2 separate regions of the Mus musculus genome follow, and region 1 is linked to region 2. The links are chromatin contacts, found by Hi-C or POLR2A ChIA-PET in ENCODE. All regions are on one chromosome and are shown on one strand. Each heading gives the region's core, a stretch centred on a gene start or an enhancer-like site at or near the end of the contact. The rest is flanking DNA. Distances are from core to core; before and after follow the strand shown.

Region 1 (6,554 bases), core at 1,594-4,093, 33 kb after region 2:
CATTTAAAAATTGTTGTGAGGGGGCTGGAGAGATGGCTTGGCGGTTAAGAGCACTGGCTACTCTTCCGGAGGTCCTGAGTTCAATTCCCAGCAACCACACGGCGGCTCTTGGCCATCCATAATGGAATACCCTCTTCTGGTGTGTCTGAAGACAGCTACAGTGTACTCATATAAATAAAATAAATCTTTAAAAAAAATTGTTGTGAGCCACCATGTGGGTGTTGAGAGCTGAACCAAGGTCTTCTGTAAGAACAGTAAATGTTCTTATGATCGTTTTAAAAGCCATTCATGTTTTCTAAGGGTCAGGAGTGTTGCTTAGTGTCAGAGCATACAGTTAGCATGTATAGAATCCAGGGTTCAATCTTCAGCACTGTGATGGTTTGTATATCCTTGGACCAGGGAGTGGCACCATCTGAAGGTGTGGCCTTGTTGGAATGGGTGTGACCTGGTTGGAATGGGTGTGTCACTGTGGGTGTGGGCATAAGATCCTCACCCTAGTTACCTGGAAGTCAGTCTTCTACTAGCAGCCTTTGGATGAAGACATAGAACTCTCAGCTCCTCCTGTGCCATGCCTGCCTGGATACTGCCATGCTCCCTCCTTGATGATAATGGACTGAACCTCTGAACCTGTAAGCCAGCCCCAATTAAATGTTGGTTTTTATAAGACTTGCCTTGGTCATGGTGTCTGTTCATGGCAGTAAAACCCTAACTAAGACAAGCACCAAAAAGTCAAACATATTTTCTGCAGAAGAGCATCAGGCTTACAGATACACATAGAGAAATATATCTAACAGAGGGCTACACATTCTTTTCAAACATACATGAAATAGGAAAATATCATGTAGTAGACCACAAAGAAAAGGCCAGTAAATTATAAGAAGTGGAAATTTGATAGCATTCCTGATGGAAATACAAAGAAAACAGATTAGCCAAGAGGAGATAATAAATAACTCCCTGGAAAACCTCCTAATGAAAATGGAAAATCTCCCTTGTAAATGAATCTCTGCAGGCACTAGTCATGAATGTGGTGCATAGACATACACATGAAATAAAAATTAATTAATCAAAAATAAGGAAATAAAACAATCATGAAGTACAGAAAAGCTTTTAAAAGTCAGATATGCAGGTCAGAGCTGTTAGACATTAGTTTTTATGTAGAAAATATCAAAGACATGTTACCAATGAGAAGAGAATATTTCAACATACATTCATAGACCAGGATTATGGACCTGAAAATATAGAAAAAACTAGACCCACCATGAAGAAGAAAGTACATACTAAAGAAAATCAGACTAAAGATTAAGTATGCAATAAAAGGCCAGTGAAGACAATGAAAGGGACCTGGGTGTAATTTTAATTATTTTAAATCTATTTTTAATGATGGTTCTTAAATGTTTTAACATCTTTTAGCCCACCATCTACCAGAGGTAGTGGCAAAGAAAGGATATGGGGCAAGTGGACCTGTTTAGAAAGGTTCTTTGGAGCAACTCCCATTTGTGTTGTCTGGAAATCGGCAGTTTCGTTTAGAGGTCAGCAGTGGCAGCTCCGTCTACTCACAAACACTTCATGGGTACACCAGCAGTCCAGGTCCATAGAGTCAGGACAGCAGACAGGAATCAGCAGCAGTGGCACTACCAACAGAGACAGCCAGGCCTCTGCCTAGGCACAAGTCAGTAGGAAGGAGGGACTAAGAAGGACACCAAGAGAAGTTCTAGGTTGTGACTCTCTCATTCTGCCAATCATCCTGAGTCCTTGGAAGCTGCAAGAAACTGTAGCAACATCACCAGAAGGTTTTTGGTGCATTTCTCTCTATGGAGTCCCAACAAATGCAGCTCAACTACATAATGAAAGGTGGACCAATACATGTGTGTCATTAGCAAAGAATCCTTCATCACGTGCTTGCGTTAGCAGAACATACTTCCTCCTGTCTGCTTCAGCTAAAAGTTCCTTCATGAGTCTGCCTTAGCCTTTCACCTGTGTCCACTTTAAGGAAACATTCCTTCATGTGTTTGCCCCAGCAAAACACCACCTAACATAACTGACTTTCCAAGGAACCATTAAGTTTCCACCTCACCTGGGAATGTAGCTCAATTCAGAAAGTGCTGCACAAGGCCCTGGGTTCGAACCTCAGTCTGCACAAACCAGGTGTGGTAGCACAAAGCACTCTCAAGGATGCAGGAGAATCAGAACTTCAAAGCCACCCTCAGCTTCATAGGAAGCTAGAGGCCAGCCTGAGTAACAAGAAAACGTTATCTCAAGACAACAATCAAAAAGGCAAATTCCACAAGGAAACCTGCTGATTTTTTTTATTTTCGAGGCAGGATTTCTCTGTATAGCCCGAGCTGTCCTGGAATTCCCTCTGTAAACCACCAGTTTGGCCTCAAACTCACAGGGATCCATCTGCCTCTGCCCCCAGAGAGTTGGGATTAAAGGAATGTTACTATGCCCACTTACACCTAATTGTAAGCTGATTAAAAGAGAAGGAGTGGAAGAAGGAAAGGGAGGGAAGAAGAGAGAAGTAGGGAGGGAGAAAGGGGAAGGGGGAGGGGGCAGGGAGAGGGAATGCCCAACCCCCTGACAACATGTAAATAAGTAACAACAATGGGTTTTTTCACTTTCTAGATTTGCAAAGGTGATCCTTTTGCTAATGTCTAATGCTTTAGAGGCCACTATGGCTACATCTATTAAGAGTCAGCATTCTCTTTTCTAAACATATACTTGTTCTAGACAATAAAAGAAAGCAGGCAACATGGTAGCAACATGGGAGCTGCTTCTGACCCAAGCTGGCTTCACTGCTGCTGTCTTGCTGTCTTGCTCAATGGTTGCCTTAGAAACAAGCTGGGGAGAGGGGGAGTCATTTATCTCCAGCAGCCATTAAAGCAGTGACTCAGCAGAAAACCGAACCCAAGAGAGAGACTTCCAGTCGCTGCTTTTGCCTGACTTTAATTCTCTCTGAGAAAAACAACAGTGAGGGCATATTTCCAGTGTGACAGCTGCAGTCTTGACGATATGATTTTTTAAAATGAATAAAGGCGGTAGAAAGATGCAATCCTTCTCTTCTGGTTTCTAAGTGAGCAGAGTAGCTTCCCCTAACCCTGCCCCCATAGATTAACAGTCCCTTTCACGTCCAGATTGTCTTTATCTCTACTTAATATGCAATCTCTACTGACTACAGCTTCATTCTAGACCCTCCTGCTGACAGTGTAAAACAAGCTTTCTTTTACAAAGGTTTGCTCAAGACAGTTTTAGCAACTGGCGTTCTATAGACCACAGCATGGCTCTCGTAGATTTTTAGAAAAGAGAAGGAATAATAATAAATAATAATAATAATAATAAATGGGCCGGGTGTGGTGGCGCACGCCTTTAATCCCAGCACTCGGGAGGCAGAGGCAGGTGGATTTCTGAGTTCGAGGCCAGCCTGGCCTACAAAGTGAGTTCCAGGACAGCCAGGGCTAAACAGAGAAACCCTGTCTTGAAAAACCTAAAAAAAAAAAAAAGAAAAAAAAAGAAAAACTACTAAAGGAAACATTACTAAAACATTACTGGTCCTGTTGCTGAGTTATCAGTCATATTTAAACTCAGAAAGCCAGGTGAGGTGATGCCTACATTTAGGAAGCAGAGGCAGGCAGGAGGATCAATATTTGAGGCCAGCTTTGGCCAACCTTGTCTCAAACAAACAACCAAACCTAAACCCTAGGAATAAACAATTCAACTGAAAAACTAAGGGCCAAACATTGGGTTTGATCCGATGTTGTTCTGCTTTGACTGGGGCCAGACCTGACTAGAAGGAGGGTAAACCAAAGGGAGTTTAACATCTGAGATGGGAAGGTCAAAGATTAGTTTTGGCAAGTGATCCTTTGTAGTGAGAATTCTGGAATTTTGGTTTCTTTAAAAAACCACAGAAATAGAATGTGTGTTTGTTTTAATCCCAGGTGTGGAATATGGGGCTACTTTGGACTGTCTGCAGTGGCTATGATATGCCTCATGCTCTAGCAGGGGCATGGTTTTGCCAGCTGCAGATAGTTTCTGTGATTGTGTGACATTTGGAATTCTGGGAATTTTTCAGAGGGTATATAAATGCTAGAGGCCCATAGGCAGAGTTGGTGGTTGGTGGTCATTTGGTGGGGGTTGGTGGGGGTTGGTTGAAACAAAAGGAAAGAAAATAGATTCAGAGATCTCTCCCCGCTCCTCTATTCTTCTTTCTCTCCTACCTAGTGGTAGGGGGTGAAATAGGGGGAGATAAAGGGTGGGAAAAAGAAGAACCCACAAAGTACCAAAGGCCAGCTACAGTGGAGGCTGACCTTGAACTCCTGATCTTTCTGCCTCAGCCTCTGGAGTGCCAGGATTATGAGCATACACCACCACATGTTTGCTTTCTTTTTTAAAGGGTATTTTACTGGGTCTAGAAATCTAGGTTGGCCGTTTTTCAGCACATTTAAAGATGTCTATTACCTTCCATTGTTTGTCTTGAAACATTATATTCTTTCCTTCCAGGTACTTTAAATAGTTCCTTGTCTTTAAGTAGTTAAACTGTGATGTGACTAAGTGTGATTCTCAGACTTATTTTGCTTAGTGGTTGTAATCTGTGGTTTTGATATGTTTGGGGAAATTCTCAACTAGTGCCTCTGCAAATACCGTTTTTATCTTTTCCTTTTGCCGTTGGAGGAATAAGCACCTTATGTCTTATTCATATTGTTATCCAGTGCCTGCAGTTCAAGAGAGAATATCCTGGCCAGGCTTGGTGACACTCACTTGTAATTCAAGCTCTCGAGAGGTGAAGGATCAGGAAGGAGTTCAAGGTTATCCTTGGCTACAAAATAAGTCTGAGGGTATCCTGAACTTCATGAGACCTTGTTTTGAAACAAAACAACAAAAAGCCCAGTGCCCTGCCAGAAAGAGCACTCCCTAGCTCATACCCAGGAAGTTGAGCCAGAATTGTTGGAGTTCAAGGTCAGCCTGGGGTACAAAGCAGACTCCTATGTCAACACCCTTCTCATACACACTAAAGGAAAGAAAAACAATAGCCTGTAGTTATATTAATGCCAGATAAAGCCAACTTCTGAAGGGACATTACCAAGGACAGAGGGGTAGTTTATAACAATAAAAAGATAAATTAAGAATACGTGTGTTCTGTGGCTGGAGAGATGGCTCAGTGGTTAAGAACACTGACTGCTCTTCCAGAGGTCCTGATGTCAATTCTCAGCAACCACATGGTGACTCACAACCGTCTGTAATGGGATCCGATGCCCTCTTCTGGGGTGTCTGAAGATAGCTACCTTGTATTTACATTAAATGAATAAATAAATAACTAAATTTTTTTAAAAAAAAAGAATAAATGTATTCAATGAAAGAGCTTCAAAATTCCTGCAACACAAATCTAGCAGAGTGGAAAGAAAGAAATGTGAATCCACAGTTACAGGTGAACACTGCAAAAACTTTCTCAGGCGGGGCGTGGTAGTCCATGCCTTTAATCCCAGCACTTGGGAGACAGAGGCAGGCGGATTTCTGAGTTGGAGGCCAGCCTGAGTTCCAGGACAGCCAGGGCTATACAGAGAAACCCTGTCTTGAAAAAAAAAAAACAAAAAAAAAAAAAAAGAAAAAAGAAAAAAAAGAAAAAAAAGGAAAAAAAAACCTTTCTCAGTTTGTAAGACAGAATGGGGAGATGGATAATTATTGAGGACATTGAGAGTTGTATTGCTCTAAGAAGTACTTTGAAGGACTCAACACAGAGCATGCTCCTCAACTACAGAATAGGGACTCATCAAACACACAGGGCACCTTGCAAAGCTGACCATATGCTATGTCTTAAAACAAGTTTCAATTAAATTAATTGTGACTACAATGGAATCACATGAAAAACCAACAGCAAGAAGATAATGGTATCCTTCTGTATTTATAGTATTCTATCAATGGATCCAATTAACCAACATTTCTTTTGAAGCTTAATGATAATTTTATAATATAATTGTATTAGAGTTTAAAAGAAATTTTTCAGGCTGGAGAGATGGCTCAGCAGTTAAGAGCACTGACTGCTCTTCCAAAGGTCCTGAGTTCAATTCCCAGCAACCACATGGTGGCTCATAACCATCTGTAAAGAGATCTGATGCCCTCTTCTGGAGTGTCTAAAGACAGCTACAATGTACTTACATATAATAAATAAATAAATCTTAAAAAAAAAGAAAAATTTCAGAGCAGGCAAGATATACATTTCAGCAGGTCCCCATAGAATGGAAAAGAAAAGGAAAACAGGTATTCCAGTTGAGTTAAGCTAGCTTGGAAATCAAGTACATGGTGGACAGATAGGCACATGGCCAGGAGGGGAAATTCAGAGAAAAAGTAAGTAAGCCCAAAGTATCAGAAAAAGCATCCTATAAAACACTCTTTTTTTTTTTTTTTTTTTTCCCGAGACAGGGCTTCTCTGTGTAGCCCTGCCTGTCCTGGAACTCACTCTGTAGACCAGGATGGCCTCGAACTCAGAAATCTGCCTGCCTCTGCCTCCCAAGTGCTGGGATTAAAGGCGTATGCCGCCACTGCCCGGCTGACAATATCTTTTA
Region 2 (6,346 bases), core at 87-2,586:
GGAGGCACTAGTTAACCCCTTCAATCTCTCTCTCTCTCTCTCTCTCTCTCTCTCTCTCTCTCTCTCTCACACACACACACACACACACACACACACACACACACACAAAAGACACACTGAGCCCTCCAGTCTGCTATGGGGGGCGGGGTGGGGGAACTCAATTGTTAAGGCACCAGATTAGGAAAAGAAATAATTTGAAGGAAAAAAAAACTACAAAAATTCACAACTGGTACAATACCCCCATGTGTGTGTAGGGGGGGGCAGTATAGTCATCATGCCATTCGTATTTGCCACGAGGGTCTCATTAGTCTGTTAAAAGCCTGCACCTTAAAGAATGCTTCCCTCTTTTTTTCTGGGTGTAGAGAACGGATCTGTGATCTAAATATTATCTTTTCTCCCGAACGAGCATGGGCGCTGGAGATGAGGACTATCGCAGGAGGGGGGAGGATTCCGCCTGCGCCAAGAGAACACATCCGCTGCCGCGCCAGCCCCAGCCCACTGGGTAACGGTGTACGTCTGAAGTCACTGTCGCCCGCGACATCCCCTCCCCCTCACCAGTCGGAGTAGAGGGTTTCTCTAAGTACCGAAATGCAACCTTTAAACACAGAAGAGTACGGGGGTGTAAGAACGGGGGTTGAAAAATCAGGGAGAAAGCAAAGATGGCAATAAGTGCAAAGAGAGAAGGAAAACACATCAGGGGAGTGAGATAGGAAAAGAGAAGATAGGGAAAAGAAGGGTTAGGAGAGAGATGGAGGGAAGACTTTGAGAAACCCAGGGCGGTAGCACTTACCAGTGTTGTACACGTGTAGTTCGTCCACTATCCCCTCGTTGCCGCCGCCAAACACCACTATAAGCTCCTTGATAGCCACTGCACGGTGGCCGTGGCGGGGTCGGGGCACGGGACCCGACCAGCCCACCACCCGTTTCCAGCGGGGCTGCAGAAGCACCGCTGGCAAGTTTGCGGGAGACACAGCCGAAGCCATAGTTCCGGTTAAGGATGCAGTGGGAAGAGGTCACTGAATGGGAGGATACCCTTAATTCTTCACACACCCCCTTTCGTCTAAGGCAGCTCTCACGAAGAAGCGGCTCCTTACACAGCGGTGGACGACTCCATGGAGGCCGCCATCTTAACTATCCTCCTTCCTTTGGCTCTTCCCCCCCTTCTCACTCAGCTCGTATCCTTAAAAGCTTCTCAGAACTGCAGAGCACCTATTCCCGAGAAGCTGGAGGCCACTGAGCGCCGTCGCTCTAACTATTTGCCTGGGTGTTCCCGCTTAGAACCTCGAGCAGGAGGCTCTGGGAGCCGCCATCTTGAGCCGCCTCTCTCTCCTCCCTTCCTCAGTCGTAGCCCTCCCCCGCCGGAAATGGCGGAGCCCCGGCCCGGTTCCCACACCCCCCGTCCCCAGCACTGGCTGGCTTCCGGGGCGGGTGGAAAAGAGCCACAAATGCCGCGGTTGTCTCAACTTCGCCGACAGTCAGACCACAATTGTGGAAGCCGCCATCTTGAAACCGTCCTGCTTCCCCACCCAGCACTTAGTACAACCACCGATCGCAGAACCCCAACGTTCCTAAGTAATAAAGGCGTGTCAGAGGCTGGCGGAACGGGCTCCAACTCTCAGTTGCTGCTCGAAGCCCCGACCCGTATGGCTCGAGAGGTTTTGCACCTCTCCCTTGAGTCCGCCTCTGCTATTCAGGCTGTGGCGGCCGCCCTGGGAGCCGCCATCTTGAGACTAGCTTCTCTTCCCCCCCCCACCCCACCTATCCTCTTCTTCCTGGACAGTTCTTCCACAGCAAACCAAACGCAAGGCAGCGTCCAATCCTCGCTTCCCTCCTTAAGACTCCTTCCCACAGGAGCCGCTCGAAAGAGCAGGAGTTAAGACCCGAAGTGACAATTGTACGGCAGAAGAAGCGGTAACGGCAGGGCGATCATGCCTCCTCCCTGGGAGCCGCCATCTTGTGTGAAGAAGTAACAACTAAACATGGCGGCTATCGGGCGAGGGGGCGGGGTCAGAAGACGTCACCTTTCCCCCTCCTCCCCGCCTTCGCACGTCTTTGACTCTGGTCTCAAGCCTCTTAAAGGACCCAAAGCTCATAAAGAATTAAAAGCTTCTTTAAAAACCAGTGCGTTGTCTATTTGCGGGCGAGTTGGTGCTCTGTGCAGTAAGCTAGAGACAGTAGAGTTCAGGTCAGGTGCAGTAGTGCCCCGCCCTGCACTCCCCCCCACCAGGGCTCTTCCACGCCTCCACTCTGGGAGTCGCCATCTTGCCACTTCCCCACGCCCGGTCGTCTGCGGGCGTCAATAGCGAGTTTCAGCACAAAACAAAGATGGCCGCGGCATCTAGGGATGCCCGGATGAAAATCTAACTCCGTTCAGTCGCTTGGCCACGCCCCCTGGGAACTGTCTCCCAGGTCGCTGATGGGACACAAACCAGAGAAATGGCCTTTAACTAGCAGTGGCGGCATGACACATGGTAGTTAAGGGTGGCAAAGAATACTGCGATTGCACCCTTTGCTGAGAAGCATCTCTTTTCCCGCTCCGAACACTCTGCGACACTTAGAACCCAGCTACAGCGGGTAGCTGCAGGCGGGGCCAGAGCGGAAGGTGACGCCATGAGCTCACAGGGGCGGAGCTGCTGCCCGCTCCCAGGAGCGCCAGCAACACCCCGAGGCGTCTCCACATCCGCCCGCGCCTCCCGAAGGACTCGGCCACGCGCTCTGAATTGCAGCGCACCAGGCTACCCGCAGCCAGCGGCCCTGGGAGGCTACCGGCACCGGAGCAAAGCCAGCGCGGGAGCAGTCTGCGCCACTCGCGTCACCCGCCCCGCCTTCTTCCCAGGGCTTCTCGCCCCACCTTTGCGCAGGCGTACAACATCTTTATGGGTCCGCCCTTTTTTGAGATTTGAATTTTCCCCAGCAAAGGCAGAGAAGTAAAAATCCCCGGATGGTGAACGCTGTTTTTTTTCGCGCCAATATTGTAAGCTCACACAACAACCTTGAAAAAGGAGCGTTATCGTCTTCATGTCTACGTTCCAAGTCTCCAAGGAGGCCATTTAGACACAGCACTGTCATCACTGTCATAGGCAGGTTGTAGCACAGAGGTCCTAAACTGATGTCCCAGAGCACACACTAAAAGCAGATTATTTCTCCACACTAACCTTTCTTTATTCCATCCTTATTTTAACTACTAGTGGAATTTTGACATTTCCTATAGTTGAAAATGTAGGAAGCAGAACAAGGAGTATCAGAAACACCTGTGACTTTGTCATCAAAGGATATGTACAGATCACTATAGGTCCTGTAGCTGCTTTGTACAGATCTAGAAATTAAATTACAAGCTCTACTGGCAGCCTGAATAACTTTAATGTTGCTGTATTGAACCTGCTGTAGATCTTATAATTTGATATCAATATCATGTGCAAATTACCATATCATACTGTAAACAATATGTAATAATCTTCTTTTCATGTATTAAGTTTATTTAGTATTCTCAGCTTTAGTTTATCCAATTGCAAATATTCATTTAGTAAAGGCCAGAGATGAGCCCCTGTTTATATTGTTGCACCATTAAGAGCTGGTGACCTTGGCCAGTCTCTTTTATAATCCAAACACTTTCCTGTAAAATAAAGGATCTGAGCTGCTGGTCTTCCAGGGGCTTAACTGAATTCAGCATGTTTTGTTCTCAAAATCAGAAGCTACCAATTAGTTCCTCTGGGGGCTGGGGGCTTATAGGTGGCTATGGTTATCCAAATCTGGGAGTGTCCCTTTCTATGCCTTCACATCTGCAGAAAAATCTCAATGGACAGTCCTGGGCACAATAGAATGTTCTCATAAATACTGCAAGCCAAAAAGCTACCTCTGTTCCAGCTTGGAGGTGACAGTGGCTGGTGCTTAAATCTATACAACCACAAGAAAAAGGCATGTGTAAAGAACATGTATTTTATGAAGATGTTCCTTAGCTGGGAAGTTGTTAGCTGGACAGAGTGGTTGAAATTTGGAGCAAATGCCTGCTACACAACTAGTTTCTACAGAAATAGAGGTGGAGTGAAGGCAAGATACATTGTCACACTTGGCAGGATATTCCCAATAGTCCCAAGACCTAAGAGCCAACACTATGTGTCTTCCCTGTCAGTTGCTAGGGGTAATTTCTAAAGAGCTGTTTGGCCTAGAACAAGGGTCATGGCAGTTCAAGGGTACAAGGAATTAAGCTACAAAGAAGCCAGCTTGATTCTCCTAGGAGACTTGGGCAATTAGTTTCATTGTATGTGACTTTCATCTCTGACTCTGGTAGACTCTGATTCCATTTGCAGGAAGGACTGCTTTATCTATACCCTTCCTGGATGTCCTCCTCAGTTGACAGGATCTGACTCCTATCATCATGTCACCATTCTGCATGCTGGAAGATAGGCTTATGTGGGTGCCCATATGGGTGCAGAGAACTTTAATATAGAGATCCATATGGGTGCAGGGAAGAATGCAGAGACACCAGATGGAGCCTCAGCTTGTGTCCCAGCTGAAGCCTCTTCAAGGATACGTGTGGATGGTAATTTGACTCTAGCCAAAAGGTTGGCTAGAAGGGATATGATGAGGTGCAAGGGTACTTAAGAAAAGATTCAGGGCCTCCGAATACAGACCATGTTAATCCTGGCTTGGAGGTAAGAACACAAGAGCAGATGTACCCCCACCCCCACTCCAGACATGGCGACAAAATTAGGATAAAAACTTCAGTTCCCTGATGGTGGTAATGAGTTTCAGTAGTGGGACCCACATATATTAGACCTGGTGGTCCTTCTTAGCAACACACACTCAAGGCAAGAAAACCTCATATTTAAGCCCAGCAGTTATGTCCCCAGGATCCAGGGGACTCTAGGACATATCTGAGAAGCCAAAGAGCAGACGGGTTTGGCGAGAAGATAAGGGAGGAGAGTAGAAGTCAACTGTGCCCTACCCTAAACTTCAGGAAGGAGGTTGGACATTTGGCCTTGAAATTAAACAGTACTTGCTCTTGCCTGTAATTCCAGGATTTGGAAGGTTGAGACAAGACAATGGGGATGGTAACCAAGGCAGGCACTAGCCTGGACTACAGTAGGAGATTCTGTCTTAAGAAAGAAACAATAAAATACTATACATTTATTATTTTTACTGGAGATTGAATCCAAGCTTTTATATATTCTAGACAAGTGTCCTACCACTGAGCTATATCTCAAATTTTTTTAAAAAACGTTTTGAGTCAGGGTTTACTTCAGGCAGACTTCTCTTAAACTTTCAATCCTCCTGCCGCAGCGTCCCTATCAGCTGAGATTACAGATATGAGCCATGAGGCTACACTTTTTTCTTGAAGTTGAGAATTTTCATTTTATTTTTTTGTTTGTTTTTCTTTTGAGGGTTTTTGTTTTGTTTTGTCTTAATACGGGGTTTCTCTGTGTAGCTTCCAGCTGTCCTGGAACTCACTCTGTAGACCACGCTGGCCCCAAACTCAGAGATCCTCCTCCTTCCCTAGTGCTGATAAAAGGTGTGCACCACTGCACCGAGCTCCCCCCCAAAAAGAAATATTATAAAAATAAGTATATTAAAAAAATTGACAGAGACAGGCAGATTTCCGAGTTCAAGGCCAGCCTGGTCTACAAAGTGAGTTCCAGGACAGCCAGGGCTATACAGAGAAACCCTGTCTCAAAAAACAAAAACAAAAACAAAAACAAAAATTGGCTAGATATGGTGGCTCACTCCTTTAACCCCAGCACTAGGGAAGCAGAGGCAAGTGGATCTCTTGTGAGTTCAAGGCCATCCTGGTCTACAAAGTGAGTCCCAGAATAGCCAGGGTTGTTACATAGAGAAATCCTGTCTTGAAATACCAAATATAAAGTTAAAATAAAACAAATTTTAAAACTTGGGTGTGGTAGCTCATGCCTGTAATCTCTCAAGGCCAGAAAACAAGACAGGCAGATTATCACCCCTATGAGGCCAGCCTGGACTACAAATTGAGTTCTAGGACAGCCTAGACTACAGATAGAAACCCTGTTTCAGGAAAAAATGACTGTGTGTGTGTGTGTGTGTGTGCAGAATACTATGCACTAGAGACATGGGTGTAGGCATCAAGAAAGAGCTGCCAATTTCCACATTTTATAGGTAAGCAAATTGGTTCTAGTTACATGGCTGAAAAAAAAAAAACAGGGCTGGAAGGCACACAGCTTGACATTAGAGTACAGAGAGTTTAAGGCCTTTCCTTGTGTTTTTGCCACCTCTCAGCTGCAATTGACTGTGCATCATTTTCAGAACATTAAGTTGAGCCTATTCTCCCTTTAATGCTAATACCTTTCTCATTAGGAGTGGTGGCACATGCCTCTAATTC

Evidence for each region. Hi-C counts contacts between places; a loop is a spot of excess contacts on that map. ChIA-PET counts read pairs that join two places held with the same protein, here RNA polymerase II (POLR2A).
Region 1: a loop to region 2 is called in a map of left cerebral cortex, with 7 times the contacts of the local background. The contact joins the enhancer-like site here to the promoter of Hcfc1 in region 2. A Hi-C loop is called at or near these places in 2 of 37 maps with a recorded cell type or tissue (both left cerebral cortex). POLR2A ChIA-PET finds 5 or more read pairs at or near these places in 4 of 5 experiments (Patski and embryonic stem cell).

What each region holds. Positions count from the first base shown.
Region 1 is chrX:73,996,573-74,003,126 of GRCm38, forward strand. No RefSeq gene overlaps it. Among named protein-coding and RNA genes, the nearest start is that of Mir5132, 24 kb to the right of the region's middle. Within about 2 kb of position 2,844, at least 1 of the 3 ENCODE cell types and tissues checked has a DNase peak (open chromatin) inside an H3K27ac peak, as active enhancers do.
Region 2 is chrX:73,965,021-73,971,366 of GRCm38, forward strand. Hcfc1 (host cell factor C1) reads right to left here and starts at 1,337. Exons shown (of 26, transcript NM_008224.4): 1 at 791-1,337. The coding sequence starts at 983.